Linked DNA regions of Homo sapiens: region 2 is linked to region 1. The links are chromatin contacts, found by Hi-C or POLR2A ChIA-PET in ENCODE. All regions are on one chromosome and are shown on one strand. The core of a region is the stretch at or near the end of the contact, and the rest is flanking DNA. Distances in the headings are between cores, read along the strand shown.

Region 1 (3,240 bases), core at 271-2,770:
AGGTATGCAACCCAGCTATCAAGGAATGACCCTACTCTTTGACAATAATTAAGGGCCAGGAATATAAAAAAGGCTTTTAATTGAATAGCCAAAATCTGTGTCACAAGGGACAAACACTAAGGGTTTTTTTGTTTGTTTTGTTTGTTTGTTTTGTTTTTGAGACGGAGTCTTGCTCTGTCGCCCAGGCTGGAGTGCAGTGGCGCCATCTCGGCTCACTGCAAACTCTGCCTCCCGGGTTCATGCCACTCTCCTTCCTCAGCCTCCAGCGTAGCTGGGACTACAGGCGCCCGCCACCATGCCTGGCTAATTTTTTGTATTTTTAGTAGAGATGGGGTTTCACTGTGTTAGCCAGGATGGTCTCGATCTCTTGACCTTGTGATCCGCCTGCCTTGGCCTCCCAAAGTGCTGGGATTACAGGTGTGAGCCAACACGCCTGGCCTAAGGGTTTTGTATTTTACCTTTCCTATGGGAAAGCCCCAGCTTCCTTTTCTACTTTTAATATGTGAAGGAGGAAGATAATCAACTGTTCATGGAGTTTTATTTTTAATCTGGTACAAGTTGAGCATCCCTAATTTGAATATCAAATTCTAAATGCTCCAAAATCCAAAACTTTTTGAGCACCGTGACATGACACCATAAGTGGAAAATTCCACGTCTGACCTCATGTGATGGATGGGTTGTAGTCAAAACACAATCAAAACTTTGTTGTATGCACAAAATGTATGCATATATGGATGCACTTTATGAAACATAAATGAATTTCATGTTTATACTTGGGCCTCATCCCCAGGTCTAAAGACTTCTGGTCTCAAGCATTTTGTTTAAGGGATACTCGCCCTGTATAGTTAAAGTAAACATGTTTGGCCTGTAAAAGGATAAATTGTCAGTGATCCCAAACTTAGTTGTTTAGACTATTTATTTCTAAAGTTTTGAAATAATTTGGTAAGTTTTCATTTGCTTTGATAATCGTGTACTTGTTGATGAGCCATGACACATTTCTATGAAGATTTGACATTTAAAATAATATTTGCAGCAGATTTTGCTTCAGATCATCGAAGTAGGTTTATATAATCAATGTCATCTTAATAACAATCATTTATATAGGACTTATTATATGCTAAGCACTATTTTAATCACTTTACATTTATTTACTTATCACAACAACCCAGTAACAAGTGAGGAAATTGAAGCAGGCACAGAAAATTAGGTAAGGCCACAGAACTTACCTATTAAGTGGTAGAGCTGGATTTGAACCCAGGCAATCTAATGCCAGGTGTTCACTGCTGTTTCCCAATCACAGACTTCCAATGTTGATGTAATCTGGAGATTGAAAAATAGAGTTTCTGCCATTTGAAAGAAATGTGAAAAAGGATATTTTAACATAGAATGCCAGTACGTGAGAGAGATAACAGTATTGTGGTTGAAACTGGCATAGAAATGTAGGCCCAGAGCTCTCATCCTGTCACTTTGACATCCTCTTTCCCCCTACAGAGTCCCTGAGACATCTCTGCTAAACCGTCTGTGACTCTAGGGAGCTGCGGTTTGAAAACCACATTATTAGCAGCACATTTTAGTCATAAGGAAATTGAGCTTAAGAGTCTTGTCTATAGTCATTGACAGAGGCTTTCTTTAGGGTGTTGTTTTCTTTATGAGGGAGTAATAATACTTCAGTTCTGTTTTCTAGAGTGTACTAATTTAGCACAATTGAATTAAGAGTAATGGTGGCAATGAAAATTTACTTCCTAACCATTTGAGGAGGGATAATTTGCCCTGGCAAGTTTGTTGATATGTATGTTATTTCTGAGACTAAAATTCAACCACATATGAATAGCATAGATAGGCTAAAGTATAATTATTTGTATCACTGTCATATATTGGTACATTTTCATGTATGTTCTTACCATTATTAATTGACAAATTAGTGGATAAAATTGCACTAAAATAGAAAATGATTTCTTCTTCAGGCGTTTCTCCAATATTTTACTTTCTTATATCTAAGGTAGTTATCCCCTTTATTCATTTTAGCAACATTTTTCAATAAGCATATGTCATATACATATTACACCAAGTACTATAGGTGATGCTATAGATTGTATCAAAGTACAAGTAAAAAAGAATCCTGACAGCTAATAAATATTCAGGCAATTTTGAATATATTAGCAGACCTAGATTTGAATCTGTGTTCCAACATTTAGCTATGTAACCTTGGATATAAGTTGCTTAACTTCTGTCATTTTAGTTTGTGCCTCTGAAAATGAGGGTAATGACTTGTGAGAATTGAAAGAAATGATGTACATGAAGTGCCTAGCACAGAACCTAGCATACATTCAACAGTACATGCTATAATAACATTGTGAAATGAGGATTTTCCTCCCTTTTCTCAATGGAGTTGATAAGGAAAAATGATCCAGCAAATATTTCAAAAGGCCTTTTGATCAATGAATGTGTGTGCCTGAGTACATTTGAGCTATGCAAATATGTTATAAAATTAATTTGTATTTTTTTTGAAGTCCAATACATCTCAACTAATGGAAAACTAGTGGAGACTCGTGATTTAACAGACCAAAATAAAAAAGCCAGGCATTTATTTACTGTTTGTAATCTGCATTTGCATATTCTTAGGCTAAAATTCAGCAAGGTTTATTTGTTTTAAGTTAGGAGTTTTCATGAAGGGTTCAGAATAGATTTTTTCAGAGTTTTCCAGTCTAAACCAAACTCAACATAAAGCACAGGGATTCCCTTTCATTAGTGCATTTGCATAAATGCGTATCATGCAAATTTGGGTGGCATGATTAGAAACTCTACTTTTCTATTGCAGTTTTTTGATAAGATGTATGTTTACGTTTCATCTGAAGCCTTTGCCTTTCAGTGTAATGTTTCGCAAAGCTGCGCTATTAGGTTGGTGCAAATTGCTAAGTTCCTTCTCCTTCTACTCATACTATCTGCCTCTTATCACAGAATTCATCTGCACCAAGCCGCATTCATTAGTTATGCGATATTTATTTTACCCTCAAGTTTTTTCTCAGTTCTTTATCTGGTTAATTGTCTATAGTGGTTTTTTTGTCCTGGTATTTTCTCTCGTAGGAAACAAACTCTCTGGTAGTTACTAATATAATTTAGCTTCTCTATGTGCACACCTTGGTGCCATAAATGAAAATACTTTTCTGTGTACATATGGATAACATAATATTTGACATACATTGCTGCAGATTGTTTCTAGAGAACATTTTTTCTACAATT
Region 2 (3,240 bases), core at 338-2,837, 82 kb before region 1:
GACAGGGGTGAGGGGATGGTTTGGGGATGAAACTGCTCCACCTCAGATCATCAGGCATTAGTTAGATTCTCATGAGGAGTGCACAACCTAGATCCCTCACATGCACAGTTGACAATAGGGTTTAGGCTCCTATGAGAATCTAATGCTGCTGCTGGTCTGACAGGAGGTGGAGCTCGGGTTGGTAATTCTCGCTTGCCCACCATTCACCTCCTACTGTATGGCCTGGTTCCTAACAGGTCACTGACCAGTACTGGTCCATGGCCCAGGGATTGGGGACCTCTGCTTTATAAGATCAGGTATGAGGTTTGAGAACATCCCTAAACTCTCTTGAGGTGAAATGTATAGGTTCACTTTGCTGCAGTAGCTACTGAAGCCATGCAGATACACTTTTATCTTGGCCAATAACCATAATTTTCTCAAGATCTGAGGGCCCTTTTGGTAAGATGAATTAGGCTAATGGGATTCTGACACCAATGCAAATAAGGAAGAATACTAATATTAACTTGAATCTCATGAAATTGTCATTTTTATAAGTCAAAGTGGTCAAATATTGGCAACCTCATATGCCTCAATCTGCTACTTACTAAGCATTAGCTGTGTCCCAAGCTGAAGATGAGAACTTTCATATGCTGTTTTGCTACTTTATATTTCATAGAGTTATTATGATGTTTTTAAAAATGTATACTAATTTAGATATCTGGAAAAAAATCTTTATTATTTCCTCTAAGAATTCTTTTTTTTAGAAAAAAACTTGTGGTAGAAATGCTAGAAATTGACAGAAGAAATCTCTAACTGATATGGAACACCAACCTAAGTTAAGTGGCTCTTTCTTAATCACAAAAATACTTGTGGCTGACACTTATTTTACCCTGGGGAAATTAAGTTATGTACGTTACTTTATAAACAGTCTTTTTCAGGACTATAGACTGTGGTGAAAGTCAAAGTAACAAAGAATGTGTCAAAAGTAATTTTACTGTTTTGTTTTTTAAAGCTCCCATAAACTTAAAAAAATTTCCCTGACATTGACTAACACTGTGCTAAAGCTATCTGAAAATACCTGCCTGTTAATTCTATTTATAAACCTGCCACACACATTGTAATAGAGGTATTTCTAAAAGAAACTTTGGTTTCCTGTTCCTGTTCATCAGTGTGAATGACTGAAAAGACAACTTATAATTTTTATTGCAGTGTGGGCAAACAACTAAAACATAAGTAGATTTTAAAAAGGCTCTATCAAAGTATTCTAGTTACATTTGCTTGTAATTTTCAGGACAACATTTATAATATAGTAACAGCTTTAGGAAGTTATGTAGAAAGATGTGTCAAGGAAATCAGCCAATGTTAATGTTGGTGTAGGTGAAAAAAAGTAGGGGAAATATTGTAGTTCTTCACAAGGCACTTAAAATAGTAAATCGACCACTCTTATTTTCGGAGATCTCGAGAGAAATGGATTTAATTTATTTTTCTGAATCAAATCCAAGTTTAACAGTCCTCACTAACAGGAAACTGTCTCTTATCAAGCTGCTTACATAGCAGCTTAAAGCTTTTCCCATCATTGGACAGGTAGAATGGGGAGTGTAATTAATGGATCTTACATTGTGAGCAATAGCATTCACTGCCCTGGTATAGTTAGGATGTGTCCCTCTCCTTAGGTAACCACTGAAAGTTCTCAGAATAGTCATGATGAAATGCAGGCAAATATGTTGGAGTCTTTTTGTTTTTTAACTTCTGATTTGCTTCTTGTCTTAAGCACTACCAAAAGTTAAAGTTAGTTGTGTCAGATAAACTTCAGAGAAATATATATATATACATATATATACACACATATACATATATATGTGTATATATGTATATGTATATATGCATGTGTGTGTGTGTGTGTGTGTGTGTGTGTATATATATATATATATATATATATATATAGAGAGAGAGAGAGAGAGAGAGAGAGAGAGAGAGAGAGAGAGTCTCAAGATACTGCCCAGGCTGGAATACAATGGCTATTCAAGCAATTTTCCTGCCTCATCTTCCTGAGCAGCTGATACTATAGGTACACTCCACTGCACTTGAATTTCAGAGAATATTTTAATGACTCCAAGGTATGTGTCAGAGACTGTCATGGAGATAAGACATGTCCATAAATGAATTAGAATAAAATGAAACAATTCTCTTGACTTCACTTTTTAAAAATACAGACAATTAGCCCTGCAGAGAATGACTACATGATGGACATCGGGTTGCCATGAGCATCATGGATTTTACTCCATAAGAGATCTATACAGCTATATTTGAATATACAATTTTAAAATCCCAATAAGAAAAGCAGTAAGAGGCAAAGCTCAACTTGAGGTAAGTGCAAGGCGGGCTACCCAAATAGGTTGGGATGTACGGTCACATTTCCTCACTTCTAGTATTGCTTGTAGAATTTCATAGGTGAGTGGATGGGAGGTAAAAGATCTAGAGAATTGTTAATAACATTCAGGAATATGATAGAAATATCTAAGTTTCAAAATGAAAGGAGAAGTTCCTCCCATAAAATATATCTTTGACCTCAATTTTCTCCCCAAGGATCATTCATTCATAGATCTGTGGAGATGGAATAACAGTATAATGAACCAAACTTCCAGACATAATATAAATTATTGCTAATGCTCATAACAAGCCTATAGGTAGATGGAAGCAACCCCATTTGTAGATTAAGAAACTGAAACCTATTAAGTTGAAGATACTATAACATGTTCACACAGTTTATTAAGGAGTGAAGAGGGGATCTGAACCTTCATCTGAAGGCTTCAAGCCTCGTACTATTTCACTATGCCATGCTGCCCATGTTGGATGATATTTAGAGGTCATCAGGTTCACTTCTGTTAATTTAATGCAAGAATTCCCTGTAAAAGACCGACTCTGCTAAATTCCATGTGTGCATGTGCGTGCGCGTGCGCGCACACACACACACGCGCACACACACACACTCACACACAGTCCATCTAGTTTTAAACTGTCTTACTTGCTGGCAAGGTACTCCTTAAGTGTGGATGACATTTAACATATCGGTCCTACTTGTGCCAAATAATTCTACAACAGGTCTGAAACATAAAATATATTTATTGGGATGTTAACCTGTCATTTATTTCATTACAGTACTTAAATGTTTTAACTAAAAAAAAAGTTAAACAGGTAAAACACTAACAGAGCACAAAGGCAAAAGTTATAAAAAGGTATATAGTGAAGATTCTCTTCCCC

Evidence for each region. A loop is a pair of places that touch in the nucleus more often than their neighbours do. ChIA-PET counts read pairs that join two places held with the same protein, here RNA polymerase II (POLR2A). Pooled maps may share reads with other maps.
Region 2: a map with no recorded cell type shows a loop between it and region 1 (10-fold over the local background). The contact joins two enhancer-like sites. A Hi-C loop is called at or near these places in 3 of 37 single-sample maps with no recorded cell type and 4 of 50 pooled maps. POLR2A ChIA-PET finds 5 or more read pairs at or near these places in 1 of 52 experiments (H1).

What each region holds. Positions count from the first base shown.
Region 1 is chr3:167,689,836-167,693,075 of GRCh38, reverse strand. All of the region lies in intron 6 of PDCD10 (programmed cell death 10), which reads left to right. Among named protein-coding and RNA genes, the nearest start is that of WDR49, 38 kb to the right of the region's middle. RefSeq lists a silencer at 1,400-1,539. Within about 2 kb of position 1,520, at least 5 of the 41 ENCODE cell types and tissues checked have a DNase peak (open chromatin) inside an H3K27ac peak, as active enhancers do.
Region 2 is chr3:167,771,548-167,774,787 of GRCh38, reverse strand. The region is part of intron 1 of SERPINI1 (serpin family I member 1); the gene reads right to left. Among named protein-coding and RNA genes, the nearest start is that of SERPINI1, 37 kb to the right of the region's middle. Within about 2 kb of position 1,587, at least 2 of the 41 ENCODE cell types and tissues checked have a DNase peak (open chromatin) inside an H3K27ac peak, as active enhancers do.